Regions from separate parts of the Homo sapiens genome. Here all the other regions are linked to region 5. A link is a loop called in an ENCODE intact Hi-C map of the cell type or tissue named here. Cell type or tissue: mammary epithelial cell. All regions are shown on one strand. Each heading gives the region's core, and the rest is flanking DNA. Links, peaks and the distances in the headings are about the cores only. Region 1 overlaps CDK6 (cyclin dependent kinase 6). Region 2 overlaps CDK6-AS1 (CDK6 antisense RNA 1). Region 3 overlaps CDK6 (cyclin dependent kinase 6). Region 4 has its middle 75 kb from the start of SAMD9. Region 5 has its middle 130 kb from the start of SAMD9. Region 6 overlaps CDK6-AS1 (CDK6 antisense RNA 1). Region 7 overlaps CDK6-AS1 (CDK6 antisense RNA 1).

Region 1 (4,579 bases), core at 245-4,244, 300 kb before region 5:
TCTTCTTTTGAAAAGTGTCTGTTCATGTCATTTGCCCACTTTTTTATCGTTTTTTTTCCTTGTAAATTTGTATGTTTCTTATAGATGCTCCATATTAGACCTTTGTTGGATGCACAGTTTGCAAAAATTTTCTCCCATTCTGTAGGCTGTTTACTCAAAAGAAACATGATAGTTTCTTTTGCTGTGCAGAAGCTCTTTAGTTTAGTTAACTTCCGTTTGTCCATTTTTGCTTCTGTTGCAATTGCTTTTGGAGTCTTTGTCATGAAATCTTTGCCTGTGCCTATGTCCTGAAAGGTATTGCCTAGGTTGTCTTTGTGGGTTTTTATAGTTTTGGGTTTTACATTTAAGTCTTTAATTCACCTTGAGATAATTTTTGTATATAAGGAAGGGGTCCAGTTTCAATCTTCTGCATATGGCTAGCCAGTTATCCCAGCACTGTTTATTGAATAGGGAATCCTTTCCTTATTGTTTGTTTTTGTTAGGTTTGTTAAAAATCAGACAGTTGTAGGTGTGCGGTTTTATTTCTGGGCTCTCTATTCTGTTCCATTGGTCTATGTGTCTGTTTTTGTACCAGTGCCATGATGTTTTGGTTACCGTAGCCCTGTAGTATAGTTTGAAGTTGGGTAGCATGATGCCTCCAGCTTTGTTCAAAAAGAAATATTTAATTCAGCATTTACAAAGCTGAATGACTTTCTCCCCCTCACATAACATCTATTAACATTCTACAGAATTAGTGATCCTTGGAAAACGAGTTGAAAAGCACTACTCTATGACAACGTATGGGGTTGAGCACAAATAATCTAAAATAAAATTTGAAATATATGTATGCATGTAATTTAGTAAGAAAAATAAGAGCTAGTATATCTTGCTTTAAGCAAGCAAAATATATGAAAACCTGGTTTTGCATTAAAAATGAAAGTAAAAGTTAAGAATCCTTCAGGGCTTTGGTATAACCATTATGGGAGTCAATTACCACTATATATTATTACAGATGTAGATGGTGAGGACATCTTGCTATATATCTGTATTAACTATACTATTTTTATTAGTTCAGATATGCTCACATTCAGGTAGTGGCTTTTCTGAATAAATATCTTATTTACTTTCAATTACTTTTTCACGATAAAAGTAGAGTGCAGAACAAATTCTAATTACTTATACTTTCTGGCTGTCTGTACAGCAAATGAGAAGACATTTATTGTAGTATAATGTTGAAGTTCATCAATAATTACTGGGCAATCAACCTACCAAGACAGAAGCTGAGACTATAAAGACAAATAACATATCATGTCTGTCCTGGAAGAGTTCATAGTCAAGCTAGGCAAATGTAAAAAGAAATAACTGTAATACTGTGTGGCTGGAAGTATAATAAGGCATTGAGAAAGTGCTACAGAAACACAGATGACTTCATTAAACAGAATGGGTGATTTATTGCTCCTACAATGAAGTACACACACAATGTCTATGTACAATAAAAATATGACTGCAATCAAGAAACTAATATTTATTGAGCACCTATTACATATTGTAAATGTGCATGCCAGAATTTCTTAATTATCAAATCACTGTTAGTTTCATAGAATTTCATATTGTTCTCAAAAGGAATATAAAATATTTCTTAGATTTTTGGGCAATTTTATTATTCAGAATCAGAGGGAGCCAAACAAAAGTTTAATTTTACATTTTAGAAAAAAGTCTAAGGCAATACCATCATATGCAAGCAATCCCTCAGATTGGTAATCAGAACTATATAGATTACACGTGCTTTCATTTCACAGTTAGAGCCAGCAGAGGGAGTAAACCTCTTCAAAGAAAAGACTGAAGTATATATGGAGAAATGTAAGACTTCAGATGTAAAGAATGCCTTTGATAAAAAAGAAAATTTGAGTACTGAGACACAGATGTCAAATACAGGGAAGTACTTTAACTGTACTTTTAAAACTCATTAAATGTAAGCGTAAAAGCAAGAGCAACCACTGAGTAAACTGAAGGATGCCATCTTATTGCTTTAAAGAGACCCACAGGACTGAAAAGTATTAACTTTCCCATATGAAAGCCCTGTAGGCTGGGCGCGGTGGCTCACGCTGGTAATCCCAGCACTTTGGGAGGCCGAGGTGGGCGGATCATCTGAAGTCAGGAGTTCAAAACCAGCCTGACCAACATGGGGAAACTCCATCTCTATTAAAATACAAAATTAGCCAGGCATGGTGGCACATGCCTGTAATCCCAGTTATTTGGGAGGCTGAGGCAGGAGAATTGCTTGAACCCAGGAGGCAGAGGTTGTGGTGAGTCGAGATCACACCATTGCACTCCAGCCTGAACAAGAGTGAAACTCCGTCTCAAAAAAGAAAGAAAGAAAGAAAGAAAGTTCTGTAAAATGTGTTCTGTAGCAAAATCTGACTGATTGGCATTAACAGGAAGGAATTTCAATAGTCCATGTGCTAATTAGCAAGAGCTACTATCTGATGAGTGCCTGTTTTACTCCAAAGATAAGTCCATATACACCAATCACAGTACCTTGCTGCCTGAATTTCTAAGGCTATGAAACTGCTACCTATGAAGAGTATGAAAATTATCTTGGGCTGGGCACAGCGGCTCATGCCTGTAATCCAGCACTTTGGGAGGCCGAGGTGGGCAGACTGCTTGAGCCCAGGAGTTCGAGACCAGCCTGGGCAACATGGCAAAACCCTGCCTCTACTAAAAATACAAAAAATTAGCTGGGTGTGGTGGTGCGTGCCCGTGGTCCCGGCTACTCTGGAGGCTGAGGTGGGAAAATCACCTGAGCCTGTGAAGTCGAGGCTGTAGTGAGCCGTGATCATCATGCCACTGCACTCCAGCCTGAATTATGGAGTAAGACTGTGTCTCAAAAATAAAAAACAAAAAACAAAAACAACTACCTTAGGAACACAAATTCCTTGTGAATATTACAATAAATTCATTTTTTAACAGAACTACACAGGACTAAGCCTTTCTTTGATTTTCCTCGTGTAGAAGAAAAAATTGAGAGAGAAAAATTTTCTGAATGAAAACCAAGTATTTTTACTCACTTTCATCTCTGGTACATCCACAATATTTTTTCATCTTTGCTCTTCACGGGGTACTTCTTGTACCCTTCTCAGTTGGTATTTTTACCATATTTGGTTCACCTACCAAACAAACTATAAACATAATCTGCATAGTGGAAAATTATTAATAGGAATGTCTGTTTTGCACAGGCCCAAACTCTCTTTTTTGCAGGTTACTATTTTCCCTGTCTTTTGTTTACCTGTGAACCTATAACATGTATAAATAGGAGGTATTTGTTTTTCTTACCTGGGTTAAGAGAAAGAGATACAAGTAGAGAAAGAAATGGGGGTGCCTAGGCTTGAGAATAACTGGATATGGGCTGAGTTCACAGAGAAACCCTGATCAGCACTCCCTCCCAGCCCTATGTGATCCTGTCTCATATGCCACAAGTTCTTTCAAAAGCTCTATTACCTAGTAGCAAAGTGGGCTGGCGTGATCTAGAAGGTGACTCTCAGGACCAACTGGTAGGTTTATTTTTCCATTTTATTATCTGTTTTCTAATTTATTCATTTATGCTTTAAACTTTTCCTGCATCCTAGTTTATACAGGTATATTCTAATTAATTCATCATTATATACTTTAACATGTTTTAATTTTTCATAATGAGTAATATGTAAATACAATCGATGCTTGTTGAAAAGAATTCTTTTTCTTTTGTGCTACTTGGATTGAAGGCTTTTACATTTACAGTCAATCTTTCTTTTCCAGTCATAAAAGCAGTTAGTGCTATGAATTAGCCTCTGTGAATAGCTTTGGTCATATTGTCAGCTTTGATGTAGAGTTCACTGTTGTCATGTGAAGTCACTGTTACACATTAAATAGGCAAGAGAAAAGGGGGATTTTACAGATTGTGAGAAGTTTATAGTGAAATTGGAGTATGGCAAGTTGATAAGCTGAATGGTTGAAATGTCAGTTACCAGGTACCCTTGGGAATAAGTAAAGACCAAGACCCCATGTTGCCTCATGCTCAGTGTACAAAACGTCTGTTCATAATCATTTATGTGGTCATCTACTTGCTGAAGATGATCTAAATATCGGCCATTTATTAGTCTCATCTTTAGTCATCTGTGAACACCACACAGTATAGGGGGTATGTGACTAGATGGACTAAGGGAAAGAGTCCTTGATTGAGATTTTGAAATCTGAGTTTTTGTTCCAGATATACTCTGGATATTAGTTTTAAATAAATATTTATATCCAGATATACCTCTGGATATTAGTTATAAATAACCTTTGTATATTTATTACTTTGCAAAAAAGTAATTTTATATTGTTAGGCCCTAGTTTCTCAACTACAAAATCAAGAAGTCACATTTGATTATTTCTAAAGTCTTTCCAACTCCAGAATCCTATAATTAGAATAAATAAATTCTACATGCTCAGTGACACCATCTGAACATTGCACTGTGTACCAATACATCCAGGTCAGTGATGCTGTTCACAGAAACTTGACATTTACAGAAATCAAACTTTAACCAAGAGGAAAACTGAAAGAACATTAATAATTACTCAA
Region 2 (4,579 bases), core at 190-4,189, 110 kb before region 5:
AATCATCTCAAGACAAATGAAAATGGAAACACAACCTATTAAAACTTCTGAGCTACAACAAAAGCAGTTCTAAGAAGGAAATTAAAGCAATGAATACCAATATCAAAAACACAAGAAGGATTACAAATAAACAACCTAAAATTATACCTAAAGAAACTAGAAAAAGAAAAACTAAACGCAAAGTTAGCAAAAGGAAAGAAATAACAAACATCAGAGCACAAATAAATGACATATAGACTATAAAAGCAATAGAAAAAATTAATACCACTAAGAGTTGGTTTTTGGAAAGATCAACAAAATCAACAAACTCTTAACTAGACAAAAAAGAGAGAAGATTCAAATAAATAGAACCAGAAATGAAAGACATCCCAACTTATACCACAGAAATACAAAGGATCACAAGAAACTACTAGAAACAATTATATGTCAACAAATTGGATAACCTAGAAGAAATGGACAAATTCCTAGAAACATATAACCTATCAAGACTGAATCATGAAGAAATAGAAAATCTAAATAACTAATAACAAGCAAGGAGATTGAATCAATAATAAAAAGGCTCTTATCAAAGAAAAGCCCAGGACCTAATGGCTTTACACCTGAATTCCACCAAACATTTAAAGAATAACAACCCTCGCAAAACTCACAAAATTGAAGTGGAAGGAGTATTTCCAAACCATTTTATGAGGCCAGTGTTACCCTGATCCCAAAGCCAAACAAGGACACTATAAGAACAGAAAATTACAGGCCAGTATCCCTGAGAAACATAGATGCAAAATTTTTCAACAACATACAAGCATACCAAATTCAATAGCACATTGGAAAGGATCATTTAGTATGATCAAATGTTATTCATCCTTTGGATTCAAGAATGATTCAACATACAAATCAATAAATGTGATACACCATATAGACAGAAGAAAGGACAAAAATTATATGGTCATTTCAATAGATGCAGACAAAGAATTTGACAAAATTCAACACTCTTTCATGATAAAAACTCTCAACAAATTAGGCATAGAAGGAATATACCTCAATAAAGGTCATATATGACAAGCCTGCAGTTAACATCATACTTAATGGTGAAAAGTTAAAAGCTTTTCCTCTAAGATCAGGAGTAAGACAAACATGTCCTTTCTGACTACGTCTTTCCAACATATTACTGGAAGTCCTAGTCAGAGCTATTAGGCAAGAAAAATAAATAAAGGGCATCCTAATAGGAAAAGAAGGATTGGAATTCTTTGCCAATGAGATGATATGTAGAAAATCCTAGACTACACTGAAAAACTGTTAGAACTGATTAGTGAATAAAGTTGCAGGACAAAAAATCAACGTGCAAAAATCAGTAGTGTTCCAATACACTAACAATAAACTATCCAGGAAAGGAATTAAGAAACCAATCCCATTGCAATAACAACAAAAATTAAAACACTTAGGAATAAATTTAACCATGGAGATGAAAAATCCCTATACTGAAAACAATAAAACATGGATTAAAGAGGAGGGGCTTCAAGATGGATTAGTAGATGTATCTGGTATTCACCTCTTCCATGGAGAGGAACCAAAATAGTGAGTAGATAATCACACTTTGAATAGATTATCTAAATGAGAACACTGAAAGAGAGAGAGAGAGAAAGAGAGAGAGAGAGAGAGAGAGAGAGCACTCATGCTGGGTGCCACAAACCCCCAAGTCCTAAGCAGTTGCAGCATGGCACATTTTGAGAGCCCGGCTTCTTCCAGACTGTGTCTTGCCCTGGGGCTCAACAGTTTCTGCATCTCTACATCCTTGGTGCCTCACTGACATTCAACAGAGAAGTGATGGGAGGCACTGAAAGCAAGAAGGGAGAAGGAAGTGAAGCAGCCTGTTCAACTAGCATTGGCTAGGAGTCTGGAGAGGCTATCTAATGTGGGTAAAGGGTAAATGAGTGACCCCTAGTGGTCCACTTTCCTGCCATGGACACCTACAATTCTAGCCATGGTAGAGCCCCTTCATATAGGGAGCTTCCTGAGGACTGTGAGGCATTACTCCAGAGAAAGAACTCATGCTTGGTCCCACAAACCCCCAAGTCCTAAGAAGCTGCAGCATGGTGCATTTTGGGAGCCTGACTTTTACCAGACTGTGTCCTGACCTGGGGCTCAACAGTCTCAGCATCTCTACATCCTTGGAGTCCCACTGACATTCCACTGCCCACAACTGCCATCACTAGGGGTTGCTGCAGGGCAAGGCACAAGTGAAGTATGCACTGTCGCTCCTCCTGCTACCTGCCTATGGCTGCTCCCATTGACCATTGCAGAGCTGCAATGCAGCCACAGCTGCCCCCACCTGACCTTTCTGTCAGTGGCCTGGGATCACCTTGCCACTGCTTATAACAGCTAGCACCTGCAGGCACCACTGGGGGTCCTGAGGGCAGGTCTGCCTGAGCCAGCTCCATACCTCCAGTACCCAAGCATGCCATCCGGGGGCCTGGGGATTGCCCAACCCAGTTCACCACCATTGGCACCTCAGCATTCCTCCCAGGATATGCTCCACTCAACCTGCCTCTGCCACTATAGCTGGCACCCAGCTGTATGTGCCACTTGCAGGTCTGAGGTCTGGCCTGCACAGCCCTTCATAACCAACACCAACATGAACTGCTTGATTCCCAGAGAATTTTCCCACCACTGGTCCTTCCATTGCCCATGCCGTGCCCACCACCCAGGGGATGGAGAACCCACCTATCTGTCCAGCCCACTGCTGCCATTCCAGGCACCCAAGCAGGCCACTTGTAGGCCCATGAGTTGGCTGGCTTGTACATGCTAACACCAGTGCCAGCATACGTCACTCTGGGGCCCAAGGCAAGCAAACTCAGCCCACTACTGCCATCCCTGGGACCTGAAGACTAGCCTACCTGGTATCCTTGTCCGAGCAAAACTTCACCACAAGCCTCCACTAACAACCACATCCTAAACCACTGAGGAAATCACAGACACCACTGATGCTGTTTACAGCCAAAGAAATAATACAGCAGCAACACTACTACGTGCATCCAGAATCAAAACCAAAGTGCCTTACCCAACTAACTTCATAGATACATCTTCATGAAAATCCTCCCCTATGAAAGCAAATTAAAACAATTAGAAACAACTGTTACACCAGATGAGGAGATATCAATGTAATGACTCAGGAAGCATAAAAAAGCAAGAAAATAAAACACCTCTAAAGGAACACAATAATTCTCCAGCAACATATCCCAATCAAACGGAAATTTATGAAGTTAAGGACGATGAATTCAATGATATTAAAGGAGCACAATGAGATACAAGAGAATACTGAAAAGCAATACAAAATGATTAGAAAAACAAACCAGGATATGAATGAGACATTTACCAAAGACTTAGATATCGTAAAAAAGAACTAAACAGATATTCAGGAAATGAAGAATGGGTTGAATGAAATACAAAATTCAAAAGCTTCAATAACAGGCTGGATCAAAGAGAAGAAAGATTTCAGAACTTAAAGACAGGTCTTTTGAAATAACCCAGTCAGACAAAAATAAAAATAATCAAAAAGCCTGAGCAAAGCCTATCTGACATATGGAACACCATAAAGCAAACAAATATTCAAATTCTTGGTGTCCCAGAAGGTTAAGTGAAAACTAAAGGGTTAGGAGACCTATTTAACAAAATAATAGATGGAAATATCCCAGGTTTAGCAAAAGATTTAGATGTACAGATACAGGAGGTTCAAAGATCCCCAAATAGATAGGATTCACAAAGTCTTCTCCATGGCACATTATAGTTAAACTGTTAAAAATCAAAGAAAAAGAAAATTATAAAAACAGCAAGAGAACAGTGTCTAGTATCATAAAAGAACCTCATCAGACTAACAACAGACATCTCAGCAGAAACCTTACAGGCCAGGAGAGAATGGGATGATATATCCAAGGTGCAGAAGAAAAAAACTTGCTGCCAAGGACATTATGCCCACAAAGCTATCCTTCATAAATGAAGGAGAAATAAAAGTCTTTCCCAGACAAGCAAAAGCTCAGGGAATTCATCCCCACTAGATCAGCCATACAAGAAATACTTAAGGGAATTCTATACCTAGAAGGGAAAGAACAATAACTACCATGATGAAAATACATGAAAATATTAAAAAAAAAACAACACTGTTAAATAAGATTTGAGATAAAAACTCAAATGTTACCACTACAGGATACTACCAAACCACAATGATGAACAATAAGAGAGAAAGAAAGGAGCAAGGATATATAAAACAACCATAAGTCAACCAATAAAATGTCAGGAATAAGTCCTCACATATCAATAGTAACTTTGAATGTAAATGGATTAAATTTTCCACTTGAAAGATGTAGACTGGTGGAATGGATTAGCAAAACAAAACAAAACAAAAAAAGAAAACATGAACCAAGTATATGCTGCTTACAAGAAACTCATCTCAGTTGTAAAGATACACGTCTTGAAAGCAACAGGTGGAAAACATATTCTATGCAATTAGAAACAAAACAAGCAGGAACATGGGAACACTTGATATGTTATGTAAAGCAAATATTATTAGATCTAAAGGGAGTGATAGACT
Region 3 (4,579 bases), core at 352-4,351, 370 kb before region 5:
GAATTGTAAAATTCAGTGGGAGGAGATAAGAGATTGCTCTGGTAGCAGACACTAAATGTAAGGGATGATGTAGAAATAGAAAATATATTACCAGGCAGTAAGCTCTGACTTAGTGACAAAGCAGGACTTATTGTATTCAGAGGAGACCCATACTGGTACATATCTTCCTTTATGTCCAAGAATGCTTTTTGTGTTTTGATCGAACACCCCAGTATTGACATGATTTTATGATGCTCATCCAACATGGTTTATTAACATATCAATTTGGTTGCATTTTTGGTTAAAGAGCAATTCCCTACATATTAAATATATACATTAGAATCAGAAGGAAAAATGAGGCTAAAACGTGCTAGTCCTGCATTATACAAACATGATTTTATAAAAGGAAGTCTGTGGTATTCCAAAGTGAGCAAACAGTAAATTAAAAGACTATTATTTATATTTCCCCTGAAAACCATTCTGGGATCAGAAATGTGGAAAGAACAGCAAGTGATAAGCACAGGCTTCGGAAATAGGCAGATTTGGGTTCAAATCCTGCACCTGCCACTTACTGGCAGGTAAGGACAAATTACTTAACATCTATGACCCTTAGTGTCTTTATGTATACAATGATAATAACTTACAGTTGTAATGAGGATCAGTTATACTTTATTTGAATTTATAGTAATATATAAATTTATAATTTAAAGTACAAAGCACAGCACCTGATATACATCACACACAGTCAATTATCAATCAATACACTGCCTACTATTATTATAATTAGAAAATGTTATTAATACAAGATGCATAGGAAATACATCACTACCACACTTAAAATATGAACTGCTTGTATCTATGTATAACTTAAGATTCTTTAAAAAATTAATGGGTCAATGGACTTACATAACTTATACATTGTATAGATATTATTTATAGTTTACATATAGGTCGTAAGTAGGTTTGAACAGAGAAAATCAGAGGATGCAGGGACTTCTTTCTCACACAGACTGTATAACTCTGAACCAAAAATAAAATCATAGTTTAGTGGACGGGGTACATAGCTATTCAAATACTGGAACAAATAATTTTAACTACAGTTAGAAATTGTGCTGGCCCACATTAGGGTCTTCTGCTTGGCCTCTACTTGTTGGGACTAAGGCCCAGGAAGAGGTGTTCTTATGAATGTACTTCCAGATTTCAGGAAGATGTGGTACAGGTCTCAAGATCTGTAGCACTTCATTTCCCCTTCCCTCACCTACACGGAGCCCAGGCCATAGACTTCAGCTGGGAAGATAACCCTGTCATCATGGCTTCTCTGCCTGGGTGTCTGGGGAAGACACTGTAATTCGGCCTCTATCAGGCATACTGAGAGAGCTACATTATTGAGGCAAAGACAGATTCATGGACATATTTACTAGAAGCAATAAATAGAAATGACAATGAGCAATATATAGATTTGTTCAATAGTACAGCCTACAATAGAAGTAAAAAGAAAAAAACCAAAAATACCACTATTAATTATGAAAAGAAATGCACGTGTAAGTGTCTGGATACAATGGGACAGGGCAGAGGAGGGAATGAAAAATGCTTGTTAGAGAGCTTTAAAAATTTCCTTTCATTCCTTTTTAGTTGTCAGGTCTATGTGTATCAATATTTTTGTGTATATTCACCAGTCAGCTAGAAATTGATTATATTAATAACTCCTAGAAATATTTAAAATCTTTTTTATTTGTGGCTTTGAATGTATCTACATCTAATTACATCTTGCAAGTATATGATCAACTGAATGCCAAAAGCCTTCAGAGGAACAGCACATCTCTGTTTGTATGTGTGTACATATACAAATAACTTTATATAATTTTATATAAAATTTTAAACAAACACATAACTATATATATAAAACTTTAAGTCTATCACCTCCTCTGATTCCTGTAATAATTTCCTAAGACATGTAAGTCAGGTGTTATTAGTCTCATTTTATAGATGGGGAAATTGAGAATGAGGAATAAAATGAACTGCCAAAGTCACAGATAGCAAGCTCAGTCACAGAGTCCAGAGTGAGTTCCGTTCTCTCTATTCCAATATTTTATTTCCATTTAGCTATGACATCATTCTTAAAAATGCTCTAAGATGTCACAGGCTAAAACTATTGTTTCACTTTTAATACTTGCTATTACTTGAAGGCTTAAATCTTCCTAAACACAGAAATGTTTTTCCCTTTAAGAGTATGTGAACATGGACCAGGTGGGGTGGCTGTAATCCCAGCAGTTTGGAAGGCCGAGGCAAGTGGACCACTTGACCCCAGGAGTTCAAGACCAGCCTGGGCAACATGGTGAAACTCCATCTCTATAAAAAATATAAAAATTAGCTGGTTGTGGTGCCCTGTGCCTGTAGTCCCAGCTACTTGGGAGGCTTAGATAGGAGGATTACTTGAGCTCGGAAGGCCAAGGCTTCAGTGAGCCAAGATCGCACCACTGTACTCCAGCCTGGACAACAGGGCAAGACCTTGTCTCCAAAGAAAAAAATAAAAAAGAGTATGTGAATATGGCTTTCCTTAAAAAAAATTTGGTTTCATGTCCAGAATGAACTTTTATGGCCCAAATATGTGTTGTGAAATTCTGATAGGTCCATTAAAAATGCTTGCACTTAATTCCACTATTTGGACTGCTGAATATAAGCCTTAAAAGTTGACATTTATATTGGCAAGCCCAACAGGGCACAAAATCTATAAATGGCAGTGATGGAGGAGACAGAAATATTTTTTCAAGTACTTCAGCAGTGACGCTAGGGTGCAGCATTGTCCCTTTTCTCTGGCAAGGTAATGCATTCAGAGGAAACAGAACATAATTTTGATGACACAATGCCAGAAACCACAAAGTAAAATCTAAAGGCACAAACCATAGAACTCTACAGCTTCTTTGCTGTTGGCAACCTACGATTGTCAGGACTTTGCCAAAAGCAGAACTGGCTTTTCTTTGGAAGCAGGTCAAACATGCCGGTCAAATGTTCCTTCTGGTCCATTTCACTGGCCTCATGTACTAAGGGGGCACTAACAATGTTAACAAGATTGCAGACATCAGTGCTGGAGGTAGACACAACTGTCAGGTAGTATAAATAAGGGAAAGAAGGTGATGGCTTTCAAGTCCTGGCAAGCTGACTTTAGTCAAGATTCTCTTTCCTTTTAACAGAAGGTCATCAGTATGTCTGCTTTCCCTAGTTTCCTCTTTATGATCACATGCACACAAAATATATTCAACAGTCATGGGGAAAAATAGATGGGAGTTCATCGAGTGATTAAATAACTTGCCATTCAGAAGCAGGGGTAACATGAAGGCTTTGTGTTGAATTTATCCACTGTACAGAGTGGTCAGTAGTAGGAGCAGTAGCATCACCTGCCCTGGACCCAGGAAGCCCCCAGGCATAAAAAACTAGCAAATGTTATTCAGGCCTTAAAGCTACTATGTTCTGACTCAGCAGTAGCACTGGCATTAACAGAAGTCTAGCTGCTTCTAGTCACTAAAAGAACAAAATCAGGTTCCAGTTTTATTAACTGTTTTAAGCAGTCACGCTTGAGTAGACAGTGCTGATATGAAAATCTGTTCTTTAGGGGTGGTTTTTTTTTTTTTTTCAGTCTTACAGACTTCGAATTTCATAAAAATCACTGGGATTCCTATAAAATGTCACAGACCAAAGATCAGGGCTATTTTTGGTCTAGAACTCCCACTTTTTTCCTACTCCACTCCAATTTGGATGGGCCTTTCAAACACAAAAAACCAAAAAAGGATGCCACACTGCATGCTTTGTCAGAAGAAGTGCCCCAGTTACATTCTAGAAACATGAATGCATACATGCATGAACATGCAGACATGAATGAAACTATGTAAATCATCAAGGAGCGATGTAACTGAAACCAAAGAATTTGAGCACAAGAAAGGATCTTATAGAGAATTTAAGTCAGAGTTTCATTTCTCAGATGAAGTTAAGGAAATAAAAGGTTAAATAATTAATGATGAACTCTAATAGTAACAGTAATAGATAACTTTTTAAAGTGCTTACTATGTGCCAGGCACTGTGTAAGCCCTTCACGAGGTGTTTTAAATGACTTTCTCAAAGTTGCAGAGTTATTTTGCCAAAGACTTAGGGTTCTCATTTTCTATTTTGGTGCTCCAAAGAAAAATGAGATGTGTAGCATACCATCCTTCGCCCAGGAAAACAAAACAAAACAACGCAGAACCAACCTGGGTGACCAAGGATACTCAGTGGGGACAGGAAGCTCACTGGACAAGGATGGGTACTTGGTCACCAGGCATCCCATCTCTGATGGTGGGTGCTTTTGAAATGACCACAAGCAGAAAATGTATTTGAACTAAAAGAACTGGAGCTCAGCCACACGAAGAAAGAGGAGCAGCAAAAAGATCCACACAAGCAACATACAAGCTTCCAGAGCAGAGCAGTTAGGGCTCTGCATAAAACGGCACTTCTACCATGTCTCCACTCACCACACAAATAGTAACACTGTCTGCAGCAGCTGCTTGAAGTAAGAAAGACAAGAGATAAACACATGATATGCATGTCAGAGGAAAGTCACTGTAAATGT
Region 4 (4,579 bases), core at 333-4,332, 55 kb after region 5:
TGCTGCAGGCTCCTGCATGATAGGTATGGCAGTTAGTTGAATTTTAAAGACGTCGTCTATTTTGGGTATAGATACCTTCAAAAGCAGGAAAATATGGAAAATTTAAATTTGCTATGCTTAAATTCTTATTAACATTTCTAACTTTTTTTTTTACTATCCCTTATTCTTACTTCTATCAATTATTTGCAAAATGACTTAAAAATATTTTTGAAAATATTTTAAAAAATTTAAAGGGTTTATTGGCCCCAGATGGTAAATGGTGATTTTTTTTCCTGGTATAATGAAGGTAAATGAGCTCTACTTGATGTATTTCAGTACATGTATCAATGTACATCAATAAGTGAATGGATAAAGGAATGACTCTAGACCCAATCAGTAAGAATATGAGGTGACTTTCAAAAAGAATATACAATAAAAGAAAGCAAGATAGAAAGGAGATCAAAGTGAAGGAAAAATACTTCTTTATTTTCAATTTCAGTGCTTGAGAAATAGAGCCAAATATAGCTACTGGTTGTAGCAACTACTGCAGTCTCCTTAGCTACAGAGAAGCCATGATGGCTCCTGTGCTGCTCATCAAGATTTCAAAGTTACAAAGTGAACCCAACTCCATGCCCAGTTCAGTTACAAAGTTGGAGACGGAGTTGTGCACACCTACAGGTATGTTATCTGAAAGAAGACATTGTGAGAACATAGAGCCTCATGACTTTGAAAAAAATATATTATACATCAAAATGCAATTTTTAATGAGTCTGCTTTCTGTTCCTATAAGCCAACTCCAACTCACTGCTTTGCAACTTGAGCCTTTATTCTTTATGCAACACTTATACTTCATTTCGTGCTGCCTTTCCCTTCTCAGTTGACAGTTCCAGTTTCCACAGAGGCAAAAAACAAAAACAAAAACAAAAACAAAAAACAACAACAAAAACAGCTGCATTTAAATATATATTTAAAATTTATGATATATATGCAAGGATGTTTATGGCAGCATTATTGATATTACTGAAGAATTTGGGATAACTTTAATGACCATAAATATGGGAAGGACTAAATAAAACATACACTGATATTCTGGAATATTATGGAGCCACTACAAATAATATAATACTGGTATTAAAGGCTATTCATGATTACATTTCTGAGTAAAAAGGAAGTTATAGAACAATATGTTTAACAAGATCCCATTAAAAAGAAGCGATCCTCTCTCTATAGGTACATTAAATGTATATTGCATGTATACAAGCATATGCAATACACACATATATTTTATACACATATATATTATACAGTATATGTGTTTGTGTGTTTAAAAAGACTGGAAAGATACTTGTTGGATTTGTAAGTGATTATTCCAGGGGAGTGGGAATGGAGGTAATTTTTACTTTTAATTTTAAACATTTTGGTATTGTTTTCTTTAACAAGAAGGTGATACATTAATAATTCAAAACTTTTTTTAAAGATAGAGCATATCTGCTATTGAGAGTGTACTTTGTAAGTGATGTCCATTTTTTTTCTCTTTCTCTCTCTTTTTTTTTTTTTGTAGAGATGGGGTCTTGCTATACTGCCCAGGCTGGTCTAAAATTCCTGCCCTCAAGCAATCCTCCTGTCTTGGCCTCCTAAAGTGGTAAGATTACAGGCATGATCCACTACACCTGGCTGGATGTCCATTTTTATGTATCTTCTCTAAAAATGCATTATGTGTACAACTGGGTCTTCAGTATCTGACTTTTCATCCCAGGCTCAAATGTTTCCTAGACTCTTAAACATGCCATTGTCACTTCTGAAGCATAGAAAAGGCACAGAGAGATAAAATGATTTAAAAAAAATCATCATCCAAGTTCTTGATAGTGGTAAGTCAACAAACTAAATCATAATTAATATTTTGCTTAGCCACCGATGAAGTGATATCAAATCTTATTAAATATGATTAATTAAAGCATTGTTGTAAATAAACACAAATCACTGACCACCTCAAAGCCTTTGCAGCCACTTTTGAGAAGTGCAGCTCTAAGACTAACTTGGATTTTTCCACTCCCAGTCTCATCCTCAGACAGCCCAATTACTGGGAAACACAAGGCTGAATTTGAAATTATTTTATGGGGGCGATTTTTCTGTCCCCTTACCCCCAGTTTCAACTCAATTAAGGATGCTTTCTTGTTTGGCGATTGCCCGATTGTGGGATATCTTCATATAAATTCCCCCAAAATGGAATCATGGATAGATATGTTGTAACAAACTGCACATTCCCTGATGTTTGCTTTTTTCGAAAATGCGTTAGTTCTACCTTCTTTTTAAAAATTCATTAATTCATTTATTTCTGCAAAGAGGGAGCGCCTTTAAGTCAACACACACACACACACACACACACACACACACACACACACACACACACACACACGAATACCCAGGTACTCAGGCCCATGCAGTCAGTCATTTACTAAATCAATCTAGGCTGGAGAGACTGTCATCCTTCAGCCCTACAAAGGGGCTCAGTGTGTGCATCTTGCGCGGAATTAGTGCAGGCAAACAGTTCCTGGAAGGGTGAACAGCTAGCTCATGTGTAAAATGATCGCACATCGGTTCCCCAGCTGCCGCAGCCCAGCGCCGGAGCCGGAGAGGCCAGGGAAGAGCCTTCCCCCGAGGCCAGCCAGGCAGAGACGCGGGAACATAAAACACATTCCAGCGGTTGGCATCTGGGCGCGCAGCTGCCAGGCGCAGCCACTGTGTGGCCGCGGGGGCTGCGGAGCGGGCGGGGGCAGAGCAGGTCCGGCGCCAGGCCTGCAGAAAGCGGCCTGCGGGCCAGTTTGGCTCTGCAGGCTGTGGCCTCATTACTGAGAGCAACAGTTTTATCTAGAAAGTGTGCTGTGGGGGATTTTGGAATCCTCCTCTGGGGCGAGGGCTTGGGGAGTAGCTTTGGCACTCCCAAGGCTCTGGGGTCGGGGAGCATTCCATGTACCGTGGTGTTCATGACTCAGGCAAAAGGGAAACCCCAGAATTACCACAAAGCTATCCCAATCCTGGCTTGGCATCACCAATCAGCTAAAAGCAATGTTTTCATTTAGCATTTAGGAGTGCACGTTTGTGTCTGTGTATGCGTATGCATATTTTTAAGAATGAATTCTCCCGATTTTCATCTTTGCAAATAGATTGGGGGTTGGGGGTAGACGGCCGGTAATGCCTATTAGAACTTCAAGGGATTGGTTTTCACATGAGAGAGCTTCAGAGATGAGAAATCGCTGAAATTATCTGGTAGCAGCTTCTGAGGGACATTTACCGTGGATTCACTTTTACATTTCAGTTCATTTGAAAGCCAGTATGGTTAAATTAACCAAAATCTAAATTAAAAAAAAAATTCCACGATTCTTCCAGGCCTACTTCACATCATCAAACCAGGCCCTGCTGGAGGCCCCATTAAAATGGCAGCTCCCACTGAGAGAGAGACAAAAGCCCCCTCTCTGAATGGGGATGCTGAAACAGTGATGGACTCTCAGAACTGCTTTTTTTTTTTTTTAATCCATTAAAAAAAAGTTACCTCTGCATTGACTGTGAGAGAGTATTTATTTCGCTCTCCACACTGTGGGAAACAGAGGCGTTCTCCCTTATAAGGACACCCAGACCTTCTTGGGAGAGGAGAGAAATATGAATCCATAACATGGCTGAACAAATTCCTCCTCGCAACTGAATTCATGGAATGTTTCAGACGTGAACAGCTTAATTTTGGTGTGGTCTGGGACAAATTAATATGACTCAAATCCCACCTCACAGAGGAAGCATCTCCTGATGAAGTGGGTGGGGTGAGTACACTCACTTCCTTCAAAATTCTGTCTAACAATCATCTCTATTAAATTTCAATATGTCTCACCCTCTCCCCCAGCAAGAAAAAAAAAACAAATAGGGAAATCAAGAACAAACTAAAAATATATCTAAAAAGCCTAACTGCAAAGTGTTCAGCAAATGATTATGTGAAATTTTAGGCTGTATGAATGATAATGAGTTTGTATACAACAGAATAAAAGCTTCTAGAGGGTAGTCCAGAAACTGTATTTTGGGAGTGAATACATTAAACAAGATCACTCTTCTAGGTTCTCATGAAATCCCAGTTATCGTTATTCCAACCCGGAAGGCTTAGGGATGAACAAGGACATATCATTCTTTTCTTCCAGAGGATGAACTGGACTTTTCACCTTAGCATTTAATCGGACACCACTCTTTTCCCATAGAGGTGCTCAGTCTCTAGCAGGGAAGGCCATTTATACATGAAAATGAACTGTAATGTTATCCTCTCCAGGACTAAATTTATTTACTTTTGTAAAATGGGAATAATTTCTTCACGCTTTCAAAGTGGAAAAATGATTGCTAGCACATATGGGAGTAGATTCTTGAGTGAAAGTTACTATAAATATTAAATATACAGTGGGATTTAGGAACCCACTTGCATGTGGCTCACACACATTACCTTATATTTACAGAAGGCAGTGGTGAGAAAGATTACTTTTCAATGATCAAAAATAGAAATCACGTTTATTTGGCTTTGAACTGCATCATATGCTTGTTCTTTCTACATATTTAGCATGTAATTATG
Region 5 (4,579 bases), core at 278-4,277:
TATGAGTTTTACAGCCAATATGTACCAATGCTAAAGGAATCCTAGCTACAACACAGACTTACATAAAATTAGCACCATGGATGGCATGTGCTTTGAGATGTCATTCGATAGCAAGAATAACAATAACAGCAATAATACCAACAACAAATTGAAGTAAAAATTGACAATTCATTTTTGCTATGTGTCTACCATTGTGTTAGACATTTTGTATGGGTAATTTCATTAAATCTTTACATGAACCCTATGAGGTAGTTGCTATAATTATCCCTATTTTATGGTGAGACAATGGCAGCACCAAGAAAATTTAGTAATCTACTAAAATCTACATAGCTATGAAATGGTTGAGACAGGATTTTAGGACAGTCAGTCAGTCTCCATCCATATCCACCTACCCTTTCCTCCTAGTGACTAATGGATTTACAATGACAGTGGGGATCCATTTGGTGGGGATATATTCAGTGAACACACAGGAGGACAAGATTAGCTGGATTGGATTAAGATGGAATTAATGACCTTGACTTCATTAACTCTGTACTCCACTCAGCTAAATAAGCCTAGTAGATCTGAATGTTTTGGAAAACTTGCCTCTGGGTTGAAGCCTCCTGGCCTGGAAAGAACAAGCTTTAGAAGGCCTTGCTGTCTGTTGTGGGATAGACAGATTAGGTTCACAGAATGAGGGCAAATGAACATGCAAGTGATCAACTGTACTCTTTATAAACTCAATGAAAGCAAGAACAGAGCTCATTCATTTCTGGCCACCACCAGGAAGCTCTCATTTTTTTAGCCTGTGTCTCCAGGGAAGGTTGTTATTTTCATAAAAAATTTATCTCCATATTCATTTTATTTCTTTAAAAATAATGGTGGATTGTTTGAAAACTTTTCTCAGTCTTTTTATTAGCTTCTTGGAAAGTTAGAAGTAGCCCTATGATCTCTAAAATTGGTTTGAATTAGGTGCACAATTAAAAGTTCATCAAATTGGGAAAGATTTGAACTTTCTAACACTGGTTTATCATCATTTTTCTAAAACCAGTATCAACAAAAGAAAAAGGGAAAGCCTACTTCAAGGATCCTATGCAAAGAGCTCTCAGTTTTTTTTCTTGTAATTATTGTCAGCCCTTAAATGTACACATCTGTTGCAATAAGCAAGAGTTGTGGCATGCTCTGTGAAGATGGGCCAAACCTCCTGCAGAACTGTGTGAATGGAATTCAGTATACACTGAAGCCTGAAAATATCATAAGAGCATTCCATTCTTCTCATGTGACTTTTCTTTCTTATTCAGCTGTATTTGGATCTCTGTGGGGAGCAAGTAACAGACTGTGGATTCAATGAAATGGAAAAGCAGGAGAGACTTCCAGAGAGCCTCTTTCCATCCTTCAAGGTCTTCATTTGTCTATAACACTTGATAGATCAGTTTAGTCCAGAATTCACTGATACACAAGAGATTGACCTGCCCTATTATGCTAACATAGAAAGCCCCAAATCAAAACCCCTGCCACTGACCCCGGGCCCCAAGCTCTAGGAGCTGTGAGGTTGAGACAAGAAATTGTGAGAGTCAACAATGGCACTGACAACCATACGTTATTGACTCAGACTGATTGAAAATTAAAGCACCAACCCCAGAGGAAAATTTGCAAAGAAATCAGGATGTGCTCAGATGCTCTGAATTCCTAAGCTCTTGCTTTTGCCTTGACTGGATCATTATAAGTAAAGACAAGTAGAAAAGCTACAAAGTGCATTAGTAAGTTCTTCTCCCTTTTGAAAAGTTGTCATTGACTAAGGTCCTATGTGGAAAACCAGGATGGGATTCGGAGGTTTAACATTAAGTGGAGTCTCTGCCCTTCAACTGATGTGACTTTAGGGAATTCATGTCACTGCTTGATGTCTCTGTTTCAAATTTGTAAAAAGTGAGATAATTATATTTTCTTCCTTCCTGATTTTCCAAGATGATTATCAGTCAGGTTGTGGACAACAATGTGTTGAATTCTGAGCAAAGAAGGCTCCCATGAGATTCAAAAGAATACCTTTTCCCTTACTGTTGTATTTTTCTTTCAGTGTAGTTTGCCTCTAACAGACAACAAAGTAGCACAGATATGTCCTGTCTTGTTCCTGGTATCTTTCTTCTCTCCAAAACATTATCAGTGACTCACCAATAGGAAAACAGAGCTTGGGAGATGGGATTTGTCAGTTAACTTGCACTCCCTCTGCTGGTTGGATGCCTTGTATTTATTTTTCCATGACTCCCAGGCTGTAAGGTTTATTTACTTGTTTTCAGTAAACTTGGAAATTATGCATATTTTTGGAGAGTAATCAACTTAGAATGAATTTGCAATATTCTATGTTTTCCAGTATCTGGAAGTGTTGCCATTTTATTTAGTACAAATGTAAAGGCCAGGTTCATAAAACTGTTTTATCAAGGCAGTATTATCAGGAATTAGCAACTCTATCCAACTCCAACTTTCTATTGGTACCCATGAACAAAGGGGTAAGAAATAAGTACTTATCTGACATCGGCTATCAGTCATTGTCCTTAAAACACTGGAGGAGTAGCTCAGTGCACACAGGAGCAGTCTGATAAAAGCAGCCAGAGCCATCAACTATGTTTACATTAATGAGTTCATAGTAATATGGAAAAATAAACTGATCGGTTATCTTCAGAGGATGATAGAGAAACAATTCATTATTTTGAAAACTGGAAAATAAAGGGAAAGACAAAGCAATTATCCTGTCTTTTCTGTGTGAATTATAGTATGGGGGTAATCTAAAGTAAAGGAAAGGAGTATTTCTTTTTAAAAGTATTCTAGGCAGTAAATGTAAAAGAAATGATAGAATTAGAATATAATTATTCTTCAATCCCTAATCAATTAATGGATCTAGGCATCAAGCATCAAAGGCTACTGACATCACATAAAGAGGTACATCTCGTACCTCCCAATGAAAGAACATACCACCACCTATGAACTTGCCAAAGGTGTTGAATTTGAGTCTGATCAATTCCCTGGATCCAGTTGCCAATTTGCGAAAGACAGAGGAAATGTTGAAATGTAGCATGAGTGTGCATTCAGCAAAATCCAGACTGAGGGAAATTCTACAGGTCAAATGCCCTGAGTTCTTCAACACATATATTGCAAAGAAAAGACATGGATAGAGAAGTCTCTAGAATAAAGGTGACTTAAGAGACATGTCCTTTTTTTCTTTTTTTTAAGGGCAAGTCTTAACCAGAGTGTCTAAGATGCCTCTGTGTGTGATAATACTGTGAAGAAACAGAAGGAAGTGATTACCGTGCTAGTTAGGTTGTGGTTATTTCTGGGAAGAGGGAGGGCACTGAGATTGGAATGAGGCTAATGGAGGTGCTTCAGGGATGCTGACAAACTTTTATTTATTGACCTGGGTGGCAGTTATTGGGTGTTCACCTTATAACTAATTAAGGTATGAATTTGTGTGGGTTTTTTGTTTTATTTTACCATGACAAGTTTTTTTTAAAAAGGCCTCCAGGATGGCCAGCCGCAGTGGCTCACGCTTGTAATCCCAGTACTTTGGGAGGCCGAGGTGGGCGGATCAGCTGAGGTCAGGAGTTCAAGACCAGCCTGGCCAACATGGTGAAACCCTGTCTCTACCAAAAATACAAAAATTAGCTGGGCATGGTGGAACGTGCCTGTAGTCCCAGCTACTCGGGAGGTTGAGGCAGGAGAATCGCTTGAATCCGGGAGGGGAGGTTGCAGGGAGCCGAGATCGCACCACTGCACTCCAGCCTGGGCAACAAGAGCGAAAACTCCATCTCCAAAAAAAAACCCAAAACGGCCTTCAGGATGAGAAGGTGCCTTTCAGCAGCCTCAGTCAGTCCCCCTCCTCCCTATTTCTTTCTGTTCGCCCCCTCCTCTGCCCTCCCATCTCAACCTCTCCATCTTTCTAATCACTGTGATTACTCTCCCTGGTTCTCAGCTCTTGGCCACCCCTTGACTGAGCCTTTGGCATTTCCCTCATGTGGCTCTTTTAGATCCAGATTGAAGTTTTTCTCTGCATGTTGGTTTTGGTGATTGCCTTTGCCTAGTCTCATGTCAAGACCAAGTGGAACAGCTGGGAAGAGAAAACAGAGCCCAGGAAATCTGCTTCTACTTTGCTGGTCTTCAAGGTCGGCCTGCCAGATAAACTCAGTTTCATCAGACTTAATGTTCTCTTAAACGTGTCTCATTGTATATTTTTTACATTTATATGATTTTGTATTTCTTTTAATCTGGTTTATACTGTCAGTTAATTGTGAGTTTAACTTAGGTCTAAATGTTAGACCAAAAAAGATGTAAGTAGATATTTTAGACAAAGGTATTTTAGAAGCAACTAATTTTATTGAGTACCTTTCATATGCCATGCACCAGACTACATTTCTTCACAGGAGTAATAAAAAATAGTAGCCACTATTCACTGAGCACCTAGTATTTATTGAGCACCTACTATGTGCTAGGCAGTAGCAAATAAATATGTTTACATATATTATCCCTAATCCTTCAAAGGGCATTTTATTTCTACAAGATGGGTATCATTGTCCCCATTTTACGGGGAAGGAAAGTGGGGCCATGAGGGTAA
Region 6 (4,579 bases), core at 242-4,241, 71 kb before region 5:
TCTTGATTCTTTTTGCCATGCTCCTCTTATCAATTTTTTTCTGCTTACTATTTCCTAACATACTATAGAATTTTCTTACTTAACGTTTTTAGTTTATTATAATCTCTCTTGGCTAGAATGTGAGTTCCACAAGGGTAGGGATCTTGTGTTTTGTTCACTGAGCTACTTCAGACACCTAGAATAGGGTCTGGGACATGGTAGATGCTCAACAAATATGATTGCATGAATGAAAGGGAATCTATTATCTTACATAAGAAGAAATCTCAAGTTGAGTGGACCCAGGATTGTTGGTTCAATGGCTCAATGACATAATTTAAAACCATACTTTTTCCATCTTTCCTGTCTGCCATCCTCAGCACTTCAGCTAGGCCTCTTAGGCTGGCTCTTTTCATGTTCGCAAGATGGCTGCTGCAGTTCCAAGTATCACATGTTGACAAGTATCACAGGTTGATAAGACATATGCGGCAACAGCAGAAGGACGGTTGCTAGCTGCTTCTTTTCTGACTCTATTTTTTTTCTTTAATCAGTGAAAAGTCATATATTATTTTTTAAAAGCCACACTTGCATATATAACAACTGAAGTTAAGATAACTGGTTATAGTTGCATTAGTTTCTAAGCTAACCCTTACAAACAAGAATACTTATTCTTTTTTTTTTTTTGAGATGGAGTCTCGCTCTGTCACCCAGGCTGGAGTGCAGTGGCGTGATCTCGGCTCACTGCAACCTCTGCCTCCTGGGTTCACGCCATTCTCCCGCCTCAGCCTCCTGAGTAGCTGGGACTACAGGCGCCTGCCACCATGCCTGGCTAATTTTTTTGAAGAACACTTATTCTTAATATAAGTTACTCAAGTGCAACCATGTGTTAGTTTTGGAAGAAATAAGTCAATGTAAATGTATGAAATGTTAGGAAGGCATTTCTAGGTATAGTAAGTGTAATAATTCAACATTGCTTTTGAAAAGTATAATAGCTAGAAAAATTACTTTTAAAAATCTATAGTAGTTTCTTATTTTGATAAAATTCTTAGAAATAAAACATGAGGAGATCTGCCATGAAGATGACTAATGGGAAGGTGTTCTTGATTATATTAAAGTAAGGCAAAGTATCTTTAAAAACTGTGAAAATGTATTTTAAAATACAAATTTTCTATATGGTATAATATAGCCAAAATATATGAGAGACAATTTATTTGTTTTTTGGCTTAATCGATGGAATGCATATTTTATTTAACCTATGTTATAGGTCAAATGGATTAAAAAATTAACTTTTGCTAAGAAGATGAGACAGTGGTAAGGGGTCTGTTGAACTCATTTAATATTGCTGTTTGAAAAAATAAAGAGTATATGGTGTAAAAATATTAATTTAAAAATGGACTATATTGGTTGTAATCTTGTTCAACATTATCTGTAAGCCTCATGCTTATAAAATCTGAAGCAAGAATAACTACAGATCACCCTGTTAATCCTTTGGGCATTCCTAGTTGAATTAAGTTTGTCCTTGTTAAAGAAATTATCTTTGTTTTTTTTCCCCCTCAGGCATGCATGTAAAACAGTTCCTGTCTCAATGTATGCCTTAGGCAAAAAGTTCAGTGCTCAATTACCTGCTGTCTGAAGTCTCATATTTTGCAGCAAGCAAGTGAAATAGCATTTTAATCAGAAGTCTTGACCTCTGCTCTTCTTTTCCCTTCACAGCACTGCAAGCTATTTGGCATATGAAGGTCTTGACCTGAGAAAACCATCTTGGATAACTGCAGCAAGGAAAAGGAAAAATGCAACACCTAGGAGATTTCAGTAAACAGTAGAATCATGCCAACCTAATCTGTGTTAAAATGCTTGGAATGTGGGAGCCGCTGATGATGCCTCTTGTCTGTGTGTCTGACTGAATCCTTTCTTTTCTCAGAGCAGCAAAGCAAAGCCTGGGAACCAGGCCAAATGCCTGCCACTTACCTTAAATTGATCAGCCACTTTGAGATTAAAACCCCTGAAAGCTGCCACACCGTGAAAACAAGGCCTCCTTCACATTAAAGGCAAATTGCGACTTTGGGTTTGCTGTGATCTTTTTTCCATTTTATCCAGTTTTTCACAGTGCACTTTTTTCCCCCTTTCCATTTATGCTCCAATATAGAAGCCAATAGTTACAGCATCTTGGCCAAGCATTCATTAAGGTTTATAAGAACAAAATTTATGGTTATTTAGGAGTTGGCACAAAGGCAGACTGTTGCTGGAAAAAGAAAAAGAAATACAGGTGGGAAATAGAAGCCTCCACAAAGGCCCACACTATACAGTAGTGTACTAGACTCTAGTAGTGGGCTGGGAGGAAAATGAAATAGTATTTGAAACCAGCTACTCTTCTATTCTGAATCATTCTCATTTATGGCTCTGCAGATTATTGAAACAAGTATACTGGTTATTCCAGGAGATTTTTCTGTCTTGGGTAAATGCTACCATTTACAGGAGCTGACAGTAGAGATAAATAGATGTGTGCCAATCTGAGTGATCTGGCAGTTTGGCTAAAGGATAAAGTGCATTTAAAAAAGAAATATATATATATATATAATTTCTATATTTATATATAGAAATATATATCTATATATTGCTATATAGATAGAATCATATATATGATATATATGACTCATATATGATTTTTATATATGATATATATATGATATATATATATGATATATATATATGATATATATATATATATGAGATATATATATATATATATATATATGATATATATATATATATATATATATATATGATATATATATATATAAGATCAGGATAAGGGCTTTCCCGTAAAGAGAAGAGTCACATTATCCTCCTTAGTGGACCTTACATAATGCTGAGCCTGTGTTCCCAAAAATCTAGGGTGTGGGTAAAACACACCCTTAATCTTAGAATTCGGGTAGTAATGTGGAATTCTGATGCAGGCTGGAAGGCTTTATTCTCCTTCAGGAAATACTGTTAATGATTCTTCTTCCTTTAAAAAAATACCCTGGCTTTCTTCACTAGGGGAATAAGAAAGCTCTTTGCCCTATCTTTTGCAATATTTATTAAGTAAGCCCTTTAAAAATATAGTTTAGTTTCTACTCATTGTTGTCTAAGAACTACCTAGAGTACTATCATTTATTGAAAAAATATACAGCTTCAGTGTTTCATGATGTAAACTGTTCCTAAAATATCACTTATTTTAGCTGCACTGGTAACTCACTATGTGACTTGGGGCAGGTTAATTTACATGTTCAGCCATCTCCCATTCTCAAATAGGAATACTAATAACGATTATAATAATAAAACATACTATTCCACTGTGATGAGGTAGACTGTGATGAAGTATTTGCTTCTACTTCCATAACTTTGCATATGCTAGAATATTTTACCCTTTCCTCCCCATGAAATTAAGTTCATCAGTTTTACTGATACTGTTTTGAAAACCTTCCACCTGATTCTTTTTATTCCTGTTTATCAGCATCACTTCAACATGGATACACATACTGATATTTTGACCCGCATTTGTTCACAGGTTGCTCTGCAGCAGACCTATTTAATTGTGCATGGATATAAGTGATTCATCCTAACTATACATGCTTAAAGCTCCCCAGGGGAAAGGGGAATGACCTTCCTGATATCTCTCCACCATTCTTGTAACAGTCCTCTGTTCTGAAAAGACACTCATTAAATCTGGAAAATTGAAGATGCACAGAATCTTTTGTGTCATTTCATAAAATGCCAGCTACAACTCTGGATGCATGAGCACACATGTGACCATCACTTGCAAATAATACTGATTATTTCTGAGCCTGGGTTAGTCTGTTTAGCAATCATAATAAGACATTTGCCTTGTTTTGCAGAGTGTCAGAAAGCCACAGCCATGATAAAAGGAAACACAGAAAAAGCTATGGCTCAGTGTGTTGGTCAACTCTGTTTCTGCCCCTTTTTAACCAGTTTGTCTTATAAGTTTGTCGTTAAAATTTTCCATCACACCTAATAGACTTTTATCTTGATCATCAATTTTATAACTTCCAAGTCTTCATACTTCATATTTCCTATTAATTGTGATTGTTCTGTGTTTCTTTTTTTTCTATTTTTTTAAAAATTATCTTTAAGTTCTGGGGTGCATGTGCAGAACCTGCAGTTTTGTTACATAGGTATGCATGTGCCATGGTGGTTTGCTGCACCCGCGAATCCATCCACTACTTGAGGTATTTCTCCTAATGCTATCCCTCTCCTAGCCCCCCACCCCGACAGGCCCTGGTATGTGATGTTCCCCTCCCTATGTCTATGTATTCTCATTGTTCAACTCCCACTTATGAGTGAGAACATGTGGTGTTTGGTTTTCTGTTCTTGTGATAGTTTGCTAAGAATGATGGTTTCCAGCTTCATCCATGTCCCTACAAAGGACATGAACTCATCCTTTTTTATGGCTGCATAGTATTCCATGGTGTATATGTGCCACATTTTCTTTATCCAGTCTATCATTGATGGGCATTTGGGTTGGTTCCAAGTCTTTGCTATTGTGAATGGTGCCATAATAAACATATATGTGCATGTGTCTTTATAGTAGAATGATTTATAA
Region 7 (4,579 bases), core at 426-4,425, 84 kb before region 5:
GATGCAGATAGATAGATACATGTATAGAAAGATAGAGATGTGTGTGTACACATACAGATAGACACACACACACACACACACATATGGATTGGCTTGTGTGATTGTTGGGGCTTACTAAGAAAGTCTGAAATCAGTAGAGAAGGTCTTTAGAAAGGGAATATCATAGTGTGAAACTTCATATTCCTTTGGGAGAAGCCTCGGTCCCACTTTTAAGGCTTTTCAACTGATTTAATCGGGTTTACTCAGATTATTTAAGATAATCTCCCTTATTTAAGGTCACTTGAGTAAGGGCTTTAATTATATCTGCAAACTACCTTCACAAGAAAACTAAGACTAGATGTTTAATTGAATAATTAGATATTGTAGCCTAGCCAAGGTAACACCTCAAAAAAGTCATCATATATACAAATTAAAAATTTACATACAGCAAAAGACACTGTGAACAGAGATAAGCAATATGCAAGTAAAATATCTATACAATATAGGTAATAGACAAAGGATTAATATTCAGAAGTTACTGAGTTCCCCCAAATCAGCAAGAAAGACAAGAATTAGTTGATAGAAAAATGGGCAAAGGATATGCATAGGCAATTTACACACAAATTTTCATAGTCTGATGAAAAAATACAAGAGAATGCTCAAATTCACTACTAATTAGGGAACTGAAATGTAAAGCAATAGCTAATTTTTCCTTATTATTTTAGCAAACATTTAAAATTATGGATAGCATCAAAAGCAGGCAAAAATGCAGATTAATGGGAACTCCTGCTAGGAATCTGTCCTTTCTTACTTTCTTTTTTAATCACTAAGCTCATATGTTTGATTGTTATGGTTGAGTCTCCCAACTAAATTCCGTGATTCTTTCCTCCCTATCTGAGTTCAGCTTGCATAGTACTACTAGATACATCTTAATCCTCTCTCTCTTTTTCCCTTACATACACACAGACAATGCCTTAACATTATTTGTAATAGCCTCAGCCTGGAAACCACTAACTGTCTAACAACTATAGCATGGATAAATAACTTGTGATATATTCATGCAACAGATTATTTATAATAAAGAAATTGACTATGAACTACAAGAATCAGCATGGATGACTCCTCAAAAATACTGTTGGGTAAAGAAGCAAAACAACAAAGAAAACATCAAGCATGATTGTATCTGAACAAAGTTCAAAAACGGCAAAACTAAACTATCTTATTTAGCAATGCATACCTAGGTGGTAAAAACAAAGTAAAACAAAGAAATGGTTATTCCAAATATTTGGGTAGCAATTACCTTATGGTTTGGGAATGGTGGATGCGGAGGGAGAAAGTTGTGATTTGGAAGTTAAACTCAGGAGATTTCGAAGTTAAACTCAGGAGATTTCAAAGTTAAACTCAGGAGATTTCTGGGGTGCTTTCGATCTTAGACTTCTTGACCTTGATGGCAATGACATGTTAAACAGAACATACATGTTTTACGTTTTCACTCTATTTGGTTATAGTTGATAATTTTTTAAATTTAAAAATACCACAAGGGAACTTCCTGAGGTGCTGGTAGCTATTTCTTGACATGAATGGTGATTGCATAACGTGTGATTTAAAAAATTAAATTTACTTAAAATTTCCACACTTTTCTCTTTGTTCTATTTGGCTAAAAAATTGTAAAAATAAAGTAGATAAAAAACCTTTATGAATTACTCCCTCCCTACAGAATAAAGATCAGATCCCTAACCTTTCAAAGTCCTCCATATATTGACTACCACAACCTTTCTAATCCTAACTCCCACTACTGCCTTCATAGAAACCAATAATAATAATGATAGCCCAAAACAAAAGTAAAAAACCCCAAAAAACCCCAACCTTCAAAACTGCAAACAAAATTAAAAAGTCCACAAATACACTAATTTTACTAAATTTCCTTTAACAAAAAACTTGACCTTGCCTCTTTTTATTCTTTATTTGAAGGATTTTGAATTGCCTACCACATGTTTTCCTAAGATGAATCAGAGCAGGATGACATGCTTGTTTAGTCTTTGATGATAATGAATATGTATTTACACGATTGTCAGAAAGAACACATTTCTCCCAAGTTGTTACCTAACTGGTATTGTGTGTTTAAGAATTTTCTTTCTGATTTAAACCAGCTAAAGCCAGTTTTTTAAAGGACATATATATATATATATATATATATATATATATATATATATATATATATATATATATATATATATATGATGTTAGATATTGGTTTGTGCCCAAGAAAACACAGGGAAAACTAAATAACCCAAATCAAGCCCTGAGTATTCATGTGCAGACTATCAGCTTCACACTTAGTCATAGTCAACTTCACACCTAAATGCCATTGAAAAGAAGCAGGGCCAAATGTTCCTGGAAAATGGGACTCTTAGGTTCACAGACGTTTGCTGAAAATACCTGAGCCCCATGCTTTGGGGAGATTTCACTAAGAAGATTGATATGCAGCTTCCAGGGGAAAGAATGAAGGAGGGGCAGGATGTGGTCTTGGTGAATCAGAAGCGGCCCTCCTTCCCCACCCCTCTTCTGAGTCAGCATGCAGCCACATGGCCCCACATGGTGCAGTTCTGGTTCTCGGATGAGCTGTCATATGGGGTCCTCCCTGTCTGCCTTTATTAAAGCACTTGGTGATTTCCAGCAGCCCTATTTGTCATATAAATAGTTTTGTTCTGTCTATAAATTAGTCAAGCAATTCATTTTTGAATCTTTCTGATAGTGACACAGTGACATGAAGTGTTGTTGGGTTTGCTTGTTGTTGGATTTGCTTGCCTCATTTGGTCCTTTAAATGGTAAAGTAACATCACCCGTTTGTAGACAGCCTCGCAAAAATTTGAGCCTTTGGTTTTGGAACCAAGTCAGCTGGGTTCAAATTCCCACTTGCCACCTTCCAAACCTGGGATTTTTTAAGTGCATATATTCCTTTTTGCCTTAGGGCATGAAACATGTGCTCAGCACTTGGTTGCTGCAGTGGGAACTGAGAGTCATTCTTGCTGGTCGTGCTGGTGGCAGAAGTTATGGCAAGCTCCCACAGAGCAGTGGCAGACTTGCCAGTGCCCGTGTCTGGGCTCCAGGTCTGGCAGTGTGGCAGAGTGGGCCACACTCACCAGTGCTGGGCAATAAGACAGTGTTTTCACATTGGACCAGCTCCATTACTTGATCTGGGGTATTGTTCATGGCTACAGAGTCCTCACATTGGCAGTCCTGGCAACTCTGGGAGTTCTGCAATGCCCTTTTAAGCACATTCCCTTTTGCTTAAACGAAAGTTGGTCTCTTTTAATTGTAATGAAAGATATTGACTGATATAGTGACCTTGTGAAAATTTACTTTCTCATCTATAGAGTAGCTTAATAATAGCCATCTCTAAGGGTTATTGGGAGATTTCAATATATTAATGCATGATTTGCATTAATCCACACTAACTATTTAGTCCACACTATTATCCACCCTAACTATATTCATCCACAATAACTATTTAGTCAGTGTGGTGTCTGGCACTAAAATATTAGTTATTAATTATTAATAATGTGCTGGGCACAGGAAGAGCATTGGACTGTCTGTAATGAGAGTGCGTCTTTTTATCAGGAGGGCCTCACTGTTTTAGGGTTAGGAATGATAGGATTAAAAGTAATTTGGGAATTTTTATGACTCATGACTTTATGGTTGGTTGATTTAGGCAACGATATAGCTTTTGTTTCACTTATTAAATTTAAATTTAATTTATGGACTTGTAAGGGCATAAATTTAATTTTACAGCTTGATTTTGACACAAAGCAAGATACTGAACATTAACACCACCACAGAGGCCTACTATGTGCTCCTGTCCCTGTTGTTACTTCCTCCAAAGGTAACCACGGCACAGATTCCTATTACTATAAATTAATGTTGCCTGTTTTTGAATTTTATTTGAATGAGATTACATAGTATATACTCTTTTGTTGCTAAATGTTATACCTTTGAGGTTCATTAATGTTTTTATAGATAGATATAGTTTTCTTCATTGCTAAATTGTATTCCATTATACATATATACTACAATTTATCTATTCTATTGTTAATGGGTAATATAGTTTGGCTCTGTGTCCCTACCAAAATCTCATGTCAAATTGTATCCCCAGTGTTGGAGGAGGGGCCTTGTGGAAGGTGATTGAATCACGGGGACGGACTTTCCTGTTGCTGCTCTTGTGATGGATTTCTCACAAGATCTGGTTGTTTGAAAGTGTGTAGCACCTGCCACTTCACTCCCTCTCTCTCCTCCTGGCCATGTGAAGACTGTGCCTGCTTCCTCTTTGTCTTCCACCATGATTGTAAGTTTCCTGAGGTCTCCCCAGGAGCAGAAGCCTATACATCCTGCAGAACTGCAAGCTAATTAAATCTGTTTTCTTTATAAATTACCCAGTCCCAGGTATGTCTTTGTAGCAGTGTGAGAATGGACTAATACAATGGGCATTTGGGTTGCTTCTAGTTTGGTGCTATGGAGAATAATGTGCTAGGAATATTCTCATTCTCATAACTATCATTTTGTGCACATATGTATGCATTTCATTTAATTTTATACCTGCAGA

Evidence for each region. Peaks named below come from ENCODE experiments on the same cell type or tissue, not always from the same donor. Only the 100,000 strongest peaks of a DNase experiment are listed, where the experiment ranks them.
Region 1: a loop joins it to region 5, with 9 times the contacts of the local background. A loop is called at or near these places in 9 of 110 quality-filtered maps.
Region 2: it touches region 5 in a loop (10-fold over the local background); 2 of 110 quality-filtered maps call a loop at or near these places.
Region 3: it touches region 5 in a loop (13-fold over the local background); 24 of 110 quality-filtered maps call a loop at or near these places.
Region 4: it touches region 5 in a loop (2.3-fold over the local background); 6 of 110 quality-filtered maps call a loop at or near these places.
Region 6: a loop joins it to region 5, with 3.0 times the contacts of the local background. A loop is called at or near these places in 4 of 110 quality-filtered maps.
Region 7: it touches region 5 in a loop (9-fold over the local background); 4 of 110 quality-filtered maps call a loop at or near these places.

The regions. Positions count from the first base shown.
Region 1 is chr7:92,689,923-92,694,501 of GRCh38, forward strand. All of the region lies in intron 4 of CDK6 (cyclin dependent kinase 6), which reads right to left. Among named protein-coding and RNA genes, the nearest start is that of FAM133B, 100 kb to the left of the region's middle. In mammary epithelial cell, for the core only: a CTCF peak has its summit at 1,795 (motif pointing right); a DNase peak (open chromatin) is centred at 1,799; H3K27ac peaks cover 315 bases.
Region 2 is chr7:92,878,462-92,883,040 of GRCh38, forward strand. The region is part of intron 1 of CDK6-AS1 (CDK6 antisense RNA 1); the gene reads left to right. Among named protein-coding and RNA genes, the nearest start is that of CDK6, 44 kb to the left of the region's middle. In mammary epithelial cell, for the core only: CTCF peaks have their summits at 1,947 (motif pointing left) and 2,176; no DNase peak of the experiment used is centred there.
Region 3 is chr7:92,618,413-92,622,991 of GRCh38, forward strand. All of the region lies in intron 6 of CDK6 (cyclin dependent kinase 6), which reads right to left. Among named protein-coding and RNA genes, the nearest start is that of FAM133B, 30 kb to the left of the region's middle. In mammary epithelial cell, for the core only: a CTCF peak has its summit at 2,783; a DNase peak (open chromatin) is centred at 2,839; H3K27ac peaks cover 1,633 bases.
Region 4 is chr7:93,040,909-93,045,487 of GRCh38, forward strand. No RefSeq gene overlaps it. Among named protein-coding and RNA genes, the nearest start is that of SAMD9, 75 kb to the right of the region's middle. RefSeq lists enhancers at 1-171, 2,953-3,684. In mammary epithelial cell, for the core only: a CTCF peak has its summit at 2,734; DNase peaks (open chromatin) are centred at 2,943 and 3,723; H3K4me3 peaks cover 519 bases; H3K27ac peaks cover 2,448 bases.
Region 5 is chr7:92,986,077-92,990,655 of GRCh38, forward strand. No RefSeq gene overlaps it. Among named protein-coding and RNA genes, the nearest start is that of SAMD9, 130 kb to the right of the region's middle. In mammary epithelial cell, for the core only: a CTCF peak has its summit at 2,219 (motif pointing left); a DNase peak (open chromatin) is centred at 2,155; H3K27ac peaks cover 1,292 bases.
Region 6 is chr7:92,915,148-92,919,726 of GRCh38, forward strand. It overlaps CDK6-AS1 (CDK6 antisense RNA 1), which reads left to right. Exons shown (of 2, transcript NR_110088.1): 2 at 1,690-2,040. Among named protein-coding and RNA genes, the nearest start is that of CDK6, 81 kb to the left of the region's middle. In mammary epithelial cell, for the core only: no CTCF peak of the experiment used is centred there; a DNase peak (open chromatin) is centred at 1,834; H3K27ac peaks cover 1,698 bases.
Region 7 is chr7:92,901,959-92,906,537 of GRCh38, forward strand. The region is part of intron 1 of CDK6-AS1 (CDK6 antisense RNA 1); the gene reads left to right. Among named protein-coding and RNA genes, the nearest start is that of CDK6, 68 kb to the left of the region's middle. In mammary epithelial cell, for the core only: no CTCF peak of the experiment used is centred there; a DNase peak (open chromatin) is centred at 2,543; H3K27ac peaks cover 2,657 bases.